Regions from separate parts of the Mus musculus genome. Here all the other regions are linked to region 2. The links are chromatin contacts, found by POLR2A ChIA-PET in ENCODE. All regions are on one chromosome and are shown on one strand. The core of a region is the stretch at or near the end of the contact, and the rest is flanking DNA. Distances in the headings are between cores, read along the strand shown.

Region 1 (4,534 bases), core at 773-3,272, 210 kb before region 2:
CTCCAGGCTTGAGGCTGGAAGCCTAGCCTTCCAGTAGCCTAGACAGACCAAAAAAAAAAAAAAAAACCAACAAAAAACCGAGTTCAATTTGTTTTTTGGACATTTTTCTTTGTTGTTTTGTAGCAGCCTTGAGATGAGATCACTCAAACAGTGGAATAAGGCTTCTAGGGTAGGAAAGAACCCAAGAGTCTGGACTCTCTTTCACTTCCTTTCCCACCCCTGGAAGGGAGGAGTAATGAGACTGAAGTCCAGAGCACAGCTGCCCTGAGAGGGGAGGCTTGGTCAGTGGGAAAGTCAGTCACAAGGCTCATCAAGATGGTGGCAGGTGGTAAGGCTTGGGGGAAATGGAGAAAACAATAAAGAATCAGAGGAAACCCCTAACACTACCAGATAGTCCAGACTGAGGCAGGGCTCTACCAACGTCCTCCACCCTGCCCCAAGCGAGCCGAGCCGGCGGCGTGGTCAGGGGTGGCCGATGCTGGAAGCGGGAAGGAGGAGGGAGAGGAAAGGGGGCCGAGGAGGGAACAAGGACAGTTCTGTTTCTCTTCCAGGGACCTGACCAAGCTGGGTGGAGGGAAAGTGTGTGTGGGACTTGGCGTGAAACCACCAATGATGATGAGAAGTGACCAGGAAATTCCATTCCCTTAGGACATTAGGGTCTCTGAAACTTGGAGGCCCGTGTCAGAGTGTGAAGACCAGCCAGGGTCACTGTGGTAGTGCGGGAGTTGGGGGTGGGGTGGGGTGGGGTGGGGGGGGGGGGAGGAGGAACAAAGCCAGAAAAGGAAGTACTAAGCTTTGGCTGTCACTCCTCTTCAAAGCAGCCAACGAATGGGCTGGGAACAAATAAAGCCTGAGCTGGCTAGCTGGGGAGGGTGGGATGCTGAATCCATGGCCCACTACTTCATCCCCACAGTAAAAAGGAAGCCAGGAGGGATCAGGGACAAAAGCGCAGAAAGCCACATCCTTGACAGGAGGGCCCCTCTCACTTCCACCAGAAACCCAGAACTTGAAATGACAAACCCTAAACCACCGTCATCGTCCCGGTGGGCCTTACACACTTCAGAGCTGTAGAGGGGCGAGCAGGAGAGAGGTGGGGAGGAAGGATGTACACAGGTAGTTCCCCGAGCCTGTGGTAGCCCCAAACCGGTTCTCCCGGTCCCGCTGCCTCCGGCCCCAAGGCCTCCCTCTCCAACCCGCTGTCTGACAAGCCTTCACAAGAAGCAAGAAGCAGCTGGAGAGAAAGAGACTTGAGAATCGTGTGGGCAAATTCTGGCTATAAGCCCGGGGATGCAGCTGGTCCCTGTGTGGAGACCCTCCAAACATAGCGGGCTGCTGAGGGACTCCCAAGAGAGGAATGGGCCCCATTTTCAAACAAGTTACAGATATTTGTCCGAGCACCAACCCTGCCCTAACCCCAGGGAAGGGCTGGGGATACTTAAAAGTTAACAGAAGGAGATCCTAATTTCTTCCCCTCCCCCAATATTCTCCGTCAGACTCCAGCTCCGTCCCCCACCCACTGCGACCCAGGATGGGAACTTCGATGAATTGTACTGGCTCTGTCAATGTTCTCCGTGGCTGCTTCACTCTGGCTTAGACCTTCCGGGGCCCAGCACCACTTCGGATTCTCTAGCACAGCAGATCTCTCAGGTTAGAGGGCCGGCGAGGAGCCCCTGTCGCTTCGCACCTTCCACCCGGCCCCACGCTGCAGTCGCCGCTTCCCTGCCTCTCCGTGGCTTGCGCCGCCCGCGCGTGTACTGTGATCGCGACCTCCCCGCTGCCCTGCCCTCCCCTCCCCGCCGCCCGCGCGCAGCCCGGCTCGCCCGGCGCTCTTACCTGCGGCTCCCCGGCGTCCCCACTGCGGGCGGGGGCTCCGCCACTCCGGGTCCCCTGGCTGCTTCTCGGCACGGCGGGGAGTTGAGGGCGGGCCGGCAGAGGTGGGGCTGGCGGAGGGCGGAAACGCCGGCGACGCGATTACGAAACCCAGGGGCTGAGAGCGGAGCGCAGCGCTCCGCCCAGCTTCGGGGCGCACGGCGTGGCCCGCGGGGACAGCGGCAAGCACCGCGCTCGGGGACAACCGCGGCACCCCAACTGTCTGTGCTAGTCTGTCCACCTGCTGCAGGCGCTGAGAGGACGATGCGCTGGGGCCCTTTCTGAGTCTCCCAAAGTCCCCTTTAGTCCTTACAGTGGGAAAGGAGGGCCATTCTGTTGTTTAACCGGAAGACTTTTTAACCCATACATCTAAGTTAGAGGACAATTAACTGCTCAGCCATGCGCTCCAGTCAGCACGAGGGTACTTGGAGAGGTGGGGGTGCGGTGCGAGCCGACGGAGAGGCTCTACGGTGGATAGCGTGTTCCGGAACCTATCCCTCGAATTAGCCGAGTCAGGCAGAGAGGGGGCGGGGAGTGCTTCCGCCCTTGCTAGGAGGGGCTGCATTGCAGGGGAGACCCAGCGGCAGATTCTGTCACAGACGAGGGAGAAGGCGTGAGGAGACAAAGCCGTCACATCCGCGACAGCTTCCTTCAGCAGCCTCCTCCTCTCCAGTCCAGAGCCGACCCCCGAGCCCCTGAGGCATCCCTTCCGTCTTCGGAACACCCTAGTCATTCATTGCTAACAGGTAACCAAGACGAGGGACCGCTTCTTAAGCTTGAAAGACCCCGTGTGAGACCGAGGTGGGGGGCAGTTTAAGAGGAGAGAAGGGGGCGCTATGAACAATGGGTTACTATTCGTTACCAGATTTTTTATCTGTTAAGATCTCCATCCATGCCTTACCATGGACCTAGGCATTCATTTCTAGCACTTTACCTGTAATCATCTCTCGGCATTTAGCTCTTCATTTCATGTATTCATTTTCCTATAATTTTTGCCCTGTGCATCTAATGGCTTCTGTCTAGTGTCTAGTTATCTATATCTTCCTTTTCAAGCTATAATTTCTGCTACCAGTTATTTGGTGAATCTTTATTCCTACTGTAATTATTGTAGCCTCTACTCCCTTGTATTTCTATCCCCCTCGATTTTCTGTCTCTTGTAGGGAGGTTTGGGGAGTAGGGTACTTTTTTTTTTTTTTAAACATGAGATGCTATTGAGAGTGATTGGAACCTTTAACAATCTCCTCCCTATCTCAGATTTTTGCTCCAAAGAGGCTTTAGGTGGGACAGGTGGGAGCCATTGTGGGATTGCCCGATGGCATGCTGCAATCAGTGTAGCTCACAGGAACTACTTATGACAGCAGATTTGTCTTTGCAGCTCCTCCTAGAAAAAGGGGAGGATTGTGGCTAATAGGAAAATCCTAGAGCAACATGAGAAATACCAGGAAGCCTCCATTTTCATCCACCACCATCCCTCCTTAGACTGCATGGTGGCAGCATGACACAGCAAGGCCCTGTGGATTAGGCCTTGAATGCTCTTGGGGGGATCTGGACAAAGGGTATTTGGGTGTGTCCAGGTAGTTTAAAGAAAGTGTATCTTTTAAATGTGTGTATCTACTAATCATTTTATCTCTAAGAATAGACAATGAAAATTTAGAAGTTACTCTGCATAAAATAACTGGGTGGCATTTACTGAGCAAATATGTCAATTTTCACCATCCAGAGCCCTTAGGATAAGCAAAAATAGATAAAATGATGGGTGAAGAGCATTTAGGGAAAGAAAGGGGACGATAGCTGAAGAGCAGCCGGTCTTTTTTATTTTAATGCCACATATGCCTTTATGTCTGTTTTCTGGGACAAATTTGAGTCTCTCTGTACATGTCGATAGGTCAATGGTATAGCTAGAGATTTTCAGCCTTTTAATATCTCACACATTTTCTTTTAAATTGTTTTTGTTTTATATTCGTTCATGGTCTTGGTTTGGTTTTGGGGGGCTTTGAACCCACAGTCGTCCTGCTTCAGCCTGAGTGCTGGGACTACAGCTGTGCTCTGCCACACTGGACTAGCTTTTTACATTGGATGATAGTTCTGTCCATCCCTGATAAATTATTTAGGCAACTTTTTTTAGGTTACAGTTGTTAGGAAGTCAGTTTATCAACAATAACTCAAATCCTAGCTTAGTCTCTGCTCACTTTATTTTTTGAGACAGGGTCTCTTGTAGCCAGGCTGACATCAAATTCTTCATCTTCCTGCTGCCACTTGCCAGATGCTGGGGTCACAGGAATCCCACCACCATATAAGGCTCTCCTGCTATTCAGATTAGAACCACAAAAAGTAGTAAACAGAATATAAGAAAATACTTTTTTTGAGAACTAAATTCCTAAATTATTTATTTTATGTATGGGAGTACACTGTAGCTGTCTTCAGACACACCAGATGAGGGCATCAGATCCCATTACAGATGGTTGTGAGCCACCATGTGGTAGCTGGGATTTGAACTCAGGACCTCTGGAAGAGCAGTCAGTGCTCCTGACTGCTGACCATCTCTCCAGCCTGAGAACTAAATTCTTAGCTGGACATTATGGTACATGCCTGTGATTCCAGGACTAAGAGGCAGATAAAACAGCACTTAGGCTATACATCAAGACCTTGTTGGAGAAACAAAGAT
Region 2 (4,663 bases), core at 1,462-3,961:
AACCACATGGTAGCTCACAACCACCCATAACGAGACCTGATGCCCTCTTCAGGTGTGTCAGAAGACAGCTACAGTCTACTTATATATAATAATAAATCTTTGGGCCGGAGCGAGCAGGGACTGAGCAAGCGGAGTTGACCGGAGCGAGCAGAAGTCCTAAAATTCAATTCCCAACAACCACATGAAGGCTCACAACCATTTGTACAGCTATAGTGTACCCATATACATAAAATAAATAAATCAATCTTAAAAAAAATGTAGAAGCCTGCCACCCACTGGAACTGTAAGCCCAAGTAAACCCTCTCTAAGTTGCCACAGTCATGGTGTTTTTACCACAGCAATAGAAAAGTAACTAGTACAGTTTGGAACTTGCTATGTACCTGAGACTGGCCTTGAACTCTTGCTCCTTCTGCCTCCACCTCCCAGGTGTTAGGATTACAAGATTTCTTCCACTACATCTAGTTTGAAAAATATTTCTTAAACAAATGACTAGTACATCTAATTGAAGAACAAATTTCTATACAGAATTCTCTTGGCAAGGGAATCTGTAATTCACCACTTACTCTTTTGAATTCTCAAAATTTTAACTTCATTGCTTCTGACTTTGTGTAAATCAGTTAATCTAGCCTGCCTGTGCTTGTTTCCTTCTCTATAAAATGACCATACTAATACTTTCCTCTAGAGTTGTAAGGATTAATGAGAACATAAAGCTCTAATCACAATACATGTATATGAATAGTAATTATTAAACCTATAGAAAGACCCAGAGGAAAATATGGGAATGGAATATATTCAGTAGGGTTTTTTCTCCCTTGTTGGACTCAAGAGTTTCATGTATTCCGGGTGGAAATCAGACTCCCTATGGAGCCAAAAGTAGCTTTGAACTTGGTACTCCTGCCGCCACCTTCCAAGTGCTGGGATTATGAGCATAAAACCCGAACCCAAGTTTGTAAAATATAATCTACCAACGGAGCCACAGCCTCAGCTCTCCAGTAAAGAACTCTCGTTATTCAGAAAGAGTTCTGTGAGCTGCAGCACCTCTGAGAAATATGGCAGATGAGGCAAAGGTAGGGGCTGCATTTATCCCGTTGTTTGCTATCGCTATATAAATAGCACTCTGCCTTCTAAGCTTTTCATGCTCACAAAAATAATCTTGGCAGGTGGATATTATAGTTACCATTTTATTCATGAGACAATAGGTTTAGGGAGGTAGAACGATTTGTCTGATGTCATCATGTGGAATGTAGTGGTTCCAAGATTCCTCCCATACATAAGCCTGAATTTTTTGGATCCACTGCTATGGGAGTCCAAGGGGAGGTAACAGAGCCTTCTTTTAAAAGCTTTACCCAAACCTGGGCCTGATGGCGCAACAGTGTAGCCCTAGTTACTAGGCAGGCAGGACAACTTAGTGGAAACCCTGTCCCAAAAAGTGATAGGGTATAGAGTAGCTTCAGTGTTACGAGTGCACCTGCCAAGCGTGTGCGACTCCCAACGTCCAATAATCAGTATCGCCAAAACAAAACAAAAACACTCGCCAAGCTGCTATGTCGGTGGGCTGCTTGCTTGGACTGGGTGAAGCACTAGGTTCCACTCCGAACACTGCAAAAAGTGAAAATAAAACAGAAATTTAAAAACCCTTGTCATTTGAAACGGCTGCGGTCGCGGTGGGCGGCGGCGGCGCGGGGCCAGGGTAGAGAGCGCGCCAGGTGGCACACTGGGCCTGCAGATGGATCCAGCAAAAACCTGAGCCAGCGCAGGTGGGTGAGTGTCAAGGCAATTCGTCTCCCTGGCGACTCCGCCCCTTTTCCCACCTCCAAGGGGCGGGGCAGCAAAGCGCGGGAAAGCTCAACGGGAACAGTAATGCCAGCTCCCGTCAGGGGCGGAGAAAAGGGAGCTCTCTTAAATGGGAAATAGATCTGGGCTCCCTCCTTCTCTCGCGTAAGAAGCCTATCAGCATACTACCTTAAGCTCTCCTTGGTTGTGGCCCAGGCCACGCCAGCACTTCCCAACGTCACCTCCCCCACTTCCGGTCGCAGCGTGTCCCAGGTCTCAGGTCTCGGTGGTTCCGGTTTCTTTTACACTCGGAATCCCAAAGTCTGTCCAGCTCTCCCGCAGAGGGAGGGGCCGTGCGTGGTGCGTACGCCCAGAGGCAGGCGGACGCCAGAACCGCATCCATCCGGATTATAAAGCAGTTTAGACTGCGAGGAACCCCAGGCAATGGTCACCCCGATGACGTAATGTTTGGGGGTGGCACCTCATTTTGTGACCCCCAGCACCGCATCCGTTCGAGCGCGGCTTAGCCTGAGGAAACGGCACGAACACTTAAAACACCCAGGTTCCACACGGAGCCGACGAGGTTCCCCTAGACGCGCCGCCATACAGCTAGAGTTCCTAAGTTTGTAGATGTGAGGCACAGTGTCCAGCTTCGAGCGACCAATGGAGAGAGGATGGCTACGCTTCTGAGCTAGCTAGTCACCCCTCGCAACCCAAAGCGAAGACTAAGGCTGGCTTCTTGCTAAGCGACAGCGGCGGCGGCCAATGGCTTTCGGGCTGCTCAGACAGGGCAGGTGGACTCCGGAGCAGCCAATGGGGAGAACCTTCTCCACAGGGCCCAGGCCCTTTGTCCAATAGTGATGAGAAGACTATGAGGGGCCAGTTCCGAGCGGGGTATGGAGGGCCAATCCCATACGGGACTGGGTGGGGCTCACAGTTGAATGACAGGTCCATTAGCCAATGGCGAGTATGAAAGCGGGCAGCCCGGACTAGGAGCACGGAGGGAGCTGAGGGAGAGGGGAGGCCGAAGCGGAGAGAAGCAGGAAGTAGCGGCGGCCGCGGGGAGGGCGGCGGCGGCGGTAGCGGCGGTGGCGGCTGGAACCGGGAGGAGGCCGTAGGGTCTCAGCCCGCACCAGGATCGGAACAAGTAAGCACGCTCGCGGCAAATACCCGCCCCTGGCTCCGCCCCCCGGGGGGGCGGGTAAATACCCCTGCCCCTCCCCCACTTGGTCAACTACCCCCTTCTCCGTGCCGCCGCCCCCTGGGGCGGCTGCTGGCCTGGCCGGGTCGCCGCCTTCTTCTTCGAGGACCACCGGTGGGAACTCCAGTTTGCTGGAAGCACGGCCCCCTAGCCTGGTAACGTGGGAGGGGGTTCCTGGACCCCTAAGTCCTGGCGCTCTTAGACTGAGAGGCAGTCAGAGTGCGGCCGGGGGACTCGAGGCTGCGGGATGTCGCGACCTAAAATGGTGTCCGTGCCGGGCGGTGGGGGCGGGGGAATTGGGCCCAGCAGGAGAGGAGCCTGCATCCCGACCGGGTGCTGGTCAGCGTCCGGACCCAGGCAGGACTCAGGCTAGCGCCTCGATCCTGGCGAGCTCCTTGCAGTCACTCGGGTCTGGGGAGAGCCTCTGGGGGTCAGAGACAGGGCAAGCTGCCCGGCGCGCAGAGATGAAGGGGACCAGGTTCGAGTCTGGACTGACCTGGCTGCAGAGCTTAGAATCACGCAGGGACCGCCCCCTCTTGTGTCTCCACTCCCCTCGCGCCACTCCCCACTGCCGGGGAGTCCTGGCCCCCAATGTGCAGCGCCGCAGATCCTAAGGGCCTGGCCTCACCGAGGCCCTCCCTTGAGTTCTTAGCCGGTGAAAGTGAAAGAAGCACCACTCGCCTCAGTTTACCCTTTAGTTTTTAAATGTACTTCTTGTCCCCTACCCGAAACCCCGGACTTACTTTCCGCGCCAGTCCCTGGCAGATGGCAGGGACTTAAATGCCGCCCGCTGCCCAGCTTGGCCGCAACCTAATCGCCCCTGGCCGTGCTCTGGCCCCTTCCTTTTGCTCTGCGCTGTAGGCCTTGGGCAAAGGGCAATGGAGCCCCCACCCTACCGGTGTCTGTTCACCCTTTTCTTGTTAAGCCCCCTTTGCTTTTGAAGAACAGAGGGGGAAAGTAGGTAGGGAGATGGCAGCTCCACAGGCCTGGCGGCTGAGTGGAGGATCTTCATTGGCCTTAAGCCTCTGTGTTTGGCCCACTGTCTGCTCCAGGTGGCTATCGGATGACCTCCAAGTCACTTGCACGCCAGAGGGAGGTGGTTGGGAGAGGTAGGTTCGCAGGTGTTTTCTTAGTCCCCATTGGTTTGTACTCCACCGACCCACCCTGCTGGGAGCTTGAGTGGGAAGGTAGCCCAGGCTTCCCGACCCGGGAGAGCTGAATTGAAGAGGGACCTAGCGATTCATCTGGGTTAAAACTAAGGGCTTTGTTCAAACCCAGAATGTGCAGAATTAAATAGAGGGGTAATGTACAAGGAGGACTACCCTTTCTTCCTCTAGTTGGTACCCTTGTCCCCCACCCCCACCTTGGTCCGGGCAATGCCAGCCGCCACCTGCTGGGACTATCTCCAGTTACAGTCTGAAGGCTGGAAAGAGGTGAGAGAATTGGCCCTGGGAAATGGCTTGCATCCTGGGCAGGGAATGTATAAAGGGGAGCGAATTTGTCCCTATGTTGAGTCTTCCTAGATACAGAATTACTTATGGTTAAGAACAGATAGAGGATAGAGTTTGGGTCTCCTACAGTCTCTGAGCTGGCCTCCTTGTTGCTTTAGTGACACATAAGTCTTTTGGGAATACCCCTCCCCAATCCTCCCTGGGCCAGATTAAGGTTGGGGGAGACTTCTAGGCTACT
Region 3 (4,682 bases), core at 1,328-3,827, 150 kb before region 2:
CCTACTACTAAAAACAGTACCCGAAGCTAGGCATAGTGTTGCACACCAGCACTAGGGGAGGCTGAGGCAGGAGGACTGCCAAGAGTTTAAGGCCAGACTTGGTTACATAGCAAGTACAAGGCAAGATGCTATGTCAAAAGGAAGAGGCCGGGCGTGGTGGCGCACACCTTTAATCCCAGCACTCGGGAGGCAGAGGCAGGCGGATTCTGAGTTTGAGGCCAGCCTAGTCTACAAAGTGAGTTCCAGGACAGTCAGGGCTATACAGAGAAACCCTGTCTCAAAAACAAAAACAAAAAAAAGAAACAGGATGTTGAAATGGCTCTGAGGTTAGAGATACTTGGATACTTGCAGCCAAGCCTGATTACAAAGTTCACATAGTGGAGGCAGAGAACCAATTCCCAAGTTGCCTTTTAGTCTTCACTCATCCACTATGGCATGTACACTCCCCCCAAATAAAAACTGTTAAACAAACAACAACAAAAACACCATAACAGCATTTCACTTTCATCAGATACTGTGAGTCATTTGAATGACTTACCTTCCTTCATAACCTTATAGGTGGGAGTTCACCTTGGCCCCATTGCAAGGCTTAGTGCACTGAGGGATTTACATGACTGCCATGTAGGCGGCAGGGCCTGCTCCAGAGTTGAGCCAAGTTCCTTCTTAGGACCGACCACCTTTGTGTTAGAAAGTTCCTTTCAAGGGGCTGGAGATGGCTTAGTGATTAAGGGCATGCACTGCGCTTCCAGGGCCAGAGTTTGATTCCCAGCTCCCACATCAGGTGGCTCACAACCACCTCTAGCTCCAACTCCAAGCAACCTACCTCCTCTGTTCTCCTTGAGATTAAAACATCCATTCTGCTGGCCAGCTCCATACGCAGGGAGGTAAATAACAAAACAGCTTCAAGAACTCCCTGAAACTGACCAGATTCAGTTGGCCCTTTCCCTGTCAGAGTTAATAAAAGCTAGGGTCCCCCTCAGAGGACATGAAGCTGAGCTGCAGAGAAGAGACTGCCTGGAAGAGGCCAACTGAGATACCTGAAAAGGACTCTCCAATAGGTGAGCTGCCTGCAGGCTGTGTACTGTGCTCCCAATTCCAGCTTACAAGCTAGTGCCCATACTGGAGTGGGCTTTGGTGGTACAGCTGTCTCTGAGTCATTTCTGCTCCTGTAAGTAACCCCTCACCCATATTTCTGTAAGTACCCCCAGTAAAACTTCTCAGTTCACCAAGTTTGACTTTGGTGGTATCCATATTTGGCCTCCCTATCTGGGTTCAGTAGACGTGTTCCATCTCCCCAGGAAAAGTTTTGTCATACAACAGCTCCTACACACACACACACACACACACACACACACACACACACACACACACTCATACATAATTAAAGCACCTGCTTCTCCTACCCCTCTTCGAATCCCCCTCAAGACTTTCAACACTTCGCCATTGTGACCAACTCCATTGTCTACCTGTTCTGGGCATAAAAGCTTCAGGTATTGGTGTTGATGAGGGAACCCAGGGTTCACAGATGATTTAACAGAGAGAGTGCTGGGATCTGCGTCAGATGTAGTATTTGCTAGTCTTATCTGTCCCCCAACAGTCACCCCTAGTAGCCCAACTGAAATAAATATAAATCCAACATCTAGAGCACAGGTGAAGGATTTTTCTCTGAAAGGGTAGATTTATGGTTTCTGTCATAGTGAGACCTAGGCTCTCTGGTAGGCAGAGGAGAAGTAAGGGTTTTGGGAACCACTGGCCTGGCACAGGACTCCACTTTGTAGCTAAGAATAACACACAAACATAAAGTGCTTAATCTGGACCAGACAGTGTTCTCAGGACTGTGCCTCATTTGCGTTACATCTGTCACCTCACTTAATCTCTGAGTAACACCACGAGATATAACACTATGGTTATCTTCCTTTTATTGATGTGGAAACTGAGGCTAAGAAAGGTTAGATAACACGAATCTAGCGAGCAGATGAGCAGGGTTTCATACCTGCCGTGGTTTGGTGTGGCTAAGACCTTGCACTCCTTATGTCTGTCTATTGAGACAGGCTCTTGCTATGTTATGCCAACTGGCCTGGAACTCACTACAGAGCTCAAGCTGTCTTCAGAGTTGTAGCAGTCTTCCTCCCTCAGACTCCCAAGTGCTGGGATTGTGAGCATGCAACCATCACGTTCAGCTAGAGGTCACATCTTTAGCCGCCTAGCAACACTACCTCTGAGTGAAGAAATGCCCAGGGATGAGAAGCGTGAGGTTCCAGCTCATCCCACCTGTTTGTTCCCCTTTGCTTGGCCATTCTCTTAGCTTCCCTAAGACTGGGAACATCCTCACTCCTTGCCTCTCTCTCATTCTCTACTTGCACCCCCCCCCCCCAAGTGGGCAAAGTGGGTGGAGCACTCACCTTGAAGGTCAGAGGTCAACAGAGGGGTGGGGTCCTGGGGAAAGGCAGCCTGGGCTTGGGGGAGCGATGACAGCAACAGCAGCAGGAGCAGCAGGGGCATGGAGTGGGGGGCACGGGGCATCCTGTGCGGGGCAGCTCACGCCCCAGGGGGTACCCCCTCACCCATGTGCCGGCCCTGGAGTAAGGAGACAGAAAGGGGGGGAAGGGACTAAGTTCTCTCTACCCTTGTTGCAGGCAGACTCCTCCCCAGGTCTATCCCCAGAAGACCCTATGGGGTGGGGCAAAGAGCCATCTCTGCCTCACTCCCAGCCAGCTGTCACTGTCTGTCACTCAAGGCCCTTCCCTCTCCAACTGGCCCAAACTGGTTGGTGTGCTGCCTGCTGGTGTGACCCCAGGTAAGGACAGCACAAATCCTCTGCCCCTCCCAGCCTTTCTTCCTCTCTCCTGCCTAGGTCTGGGACACTCAGTAGGTGACACCTCCTGGCCCCCCTTGTGCTAACCCCTTCTCAGCTATAATTAGACACTTAAGCCTTAAAATTATAAATAGTGACTCCTTGGCACTTGGAGAAGGAAGAGGGCACCAAGTCTGTTTCCCCTCCCCTCACAGACCCCCACAGCACCCTGGGAGTGCTGTAGGCACTGCGCCCAGGCAAAGGCAGCTGTGCGGCAGCCATGGTCCTGTCTAAGGCTGAGAAAGAACAGAAGGAGAGGGACAGACAGCCTGGGGGTCACTGACCCAGCCGAAGCTCATACTTCAGGGGCCGTTCCCATGGCTGAGGAAGAAGCTGGGCAGGGAGGGATGGGGTGTGCATGGAGGGGCTGTCTTAGCCAAAAATGAATCTGCATCAAAGCCAGATCAGAGGCTAAATTTAGCTCTGGCTGCAGCTGTCTCCTCGACCACTGGGCCCCCTCCCAGCCCGGAGCCCCCTGTTGCCTCCCTGGCTCCTAAGAACCAATGCATGCTCTCATCGTGGGGAGAAGAGCAGACCCACCCCCTATGCTGAACGAAGGATAGAAAGGACGGGTGAGAAGAAATGGCTGAACGTGCCCCGCTCTCCCCTTCTTCCCTCATCAGGCTGCCTCTGAAATTGAAATATAAATAATTCAATGACAGGCAATTGTAGCCCAAAGTCCAAGAAAAGATGGATATGGTGAAAGGGACGGTGAGACATGTCTCCTTCCCACCCAGCAGCCTCCCCCAGCCAGCTGACCCTGACTAGACCCACTGCAGGAGGTGCGTACCAGCTTCCTGCCTTCCCTTGGGATTGAAGTGAGGTGCTGAAAAGACTCCATTAATCAGGTCAGGGAGCTAGGAGTCCTTTCTTTTGTGATAGATCACAACAAGCCTTAGTTGTCCATTCCAAGTCTTCTAGAGTAGACTCTGGGCCTACAAGGCAAGCCCTCGTCCATCTCTCCAATAATTTCACTCTGGAAGCCAGGACCCAAGTGTCCACCCAAGCCCAATCTAGCGTCACTGGTGGGAAGGTTGACGTCAGGTGGAGCCCCAAGAGAGCTGGAGGAAGGGGCAGGGTAGAAACACCTAATGATGACCCCCCCCCTTCCCCAGAGGCAGAGCCCTTAGCTACCTAAGGACCCCTCCCTTGAAAGGCCAAGTCTTTCTCCCTCTCCCAACCTATGTTTCCGGGTGTTGGTACTCCCAGAAGAGAAAGGGACACAGCTTGCCTCCTATGCTCTCCTACCAGCCCTCAAGTTGCCCTGGGCAACTGCTCTCTTCACCCTGGAAACAACTTTGGTCTCTGGCAAGTGGGGAGAACAGCGGGACCCTCTTCCTGGCCTCTGGCAGAGCCTGCCTCTATCCCCTGTGCTTAGGAGTTGTAGCCTTTCCTTACCTGGGGTGGTGGGTCCTGTGGGGATGAAGAGGGATAGGAGCCCTCTGATCTAAGGGAGGAAGGGACAAAAGAAGAAGGGAAAAGACTAAATCACATCTCCCTCACCACATCCTTTAAAAGTCAATGTGCAAATCCTGGGAAAAGCTGTTGAAGCCAGTGTTGGGGAGATGCTAAGGGGAGTGCATTTTGTTTGGTTACAAAATGAGGGCAGCTTCGCACCGGAAGATATGAGGGTAGCTTTTGGCCTTTAGCCAGAAACTCCTGGAACTGCAGGACTAGTGTTGGGGAAAGGGTTGTCTGGGAGTTGTGGGGCCTGATGACCACTCCCATGTTAAAACCTTCAGACTCCAACAGCCTCCTGCAAAAGCTCCCTAGCTAGGGACAATAGAGGCTAATTTGCATCTAATTTGCATGCTCTTCATTTCCAAGC

The links. ChIA-PET counts read pairs that join two places held with the same protein, here RNA polymerase II (POLR2A).
Region 1: POLR2A ChIA-PET joins it to region 2 with 18 read pairs in embryonic stem cell. The contact joins the promoter of Mllt11 here to the promoter of 4930481B07Rik in region 2. POLR2A ChIA-PET finds 5 or more read pairs at or near these places in 3 of 5 experiments (Patski and embryonic stem cell).
Region 3: POLR2A ChIA-PET joins it to region 2 with 17 read pairs in embryonic stem cell. The contact joins the promoter of Sema6c here to the promoter of 4930481B07Rik in region 2. POLR2A ChIA-PET finds 5 or more read pairs at or near these places in 3 of 5 experiments (Patski and embryonic stem cell).

The regions. Positions count from the first base shown.
Region 1 is chr3:95,226,165-95,230,698 of GRCm38, reverse strand. It overlaps Mllt11 (myeloid/lymphoid or mixed-lineage leukemia; translocated to, 11), which reads left to right and starts at 2,022. Exons shown (of 2, transcript NM_019914.4): 1 at 2,022-2,615. It overlaps Cdc42se1 (CDC42 small effector 1), which reads right to left and starts at 2,275. Exons shown (of 5, transcript NM_172395.3): 1 at 1,834-2,275. It overlaps Gm16740 (predicted gene, 16740), which reads right to left. Exons shown (of 4, transcript NR_108026.1): 4 at 4,041-4,176.
Region 2 is chr3:95,013,577-95,018,239 of GRCm38, reverse strand. 4930481B07Rik (a long non-coding RNA gene) reads right to left here and starts at 2,711. Exons shown (of 2, transcript XR_003954670.1): 1 at 1,963-2,711; 2 at 1-1,599. Zfp687 (zinc finger protein 687) reads left to right here and starts at 2,783. Exons shown (of 9, transcript NM_001357863.1): 1 at 2,783-2,920.
Region 3 is chr3:95,162,234-95,166,915 of GRCm38, reverse strand. It overlaps Sema6c (sema domain, transmembrane domain (TM), and cytoplasmic domain, (semaphorin) 6C), which reads right to left and starts at 2,577. Exons shown (of 17, transcript NM_011351.2): 1 at 2,403-2,577. The coding sequence starts at 2,523.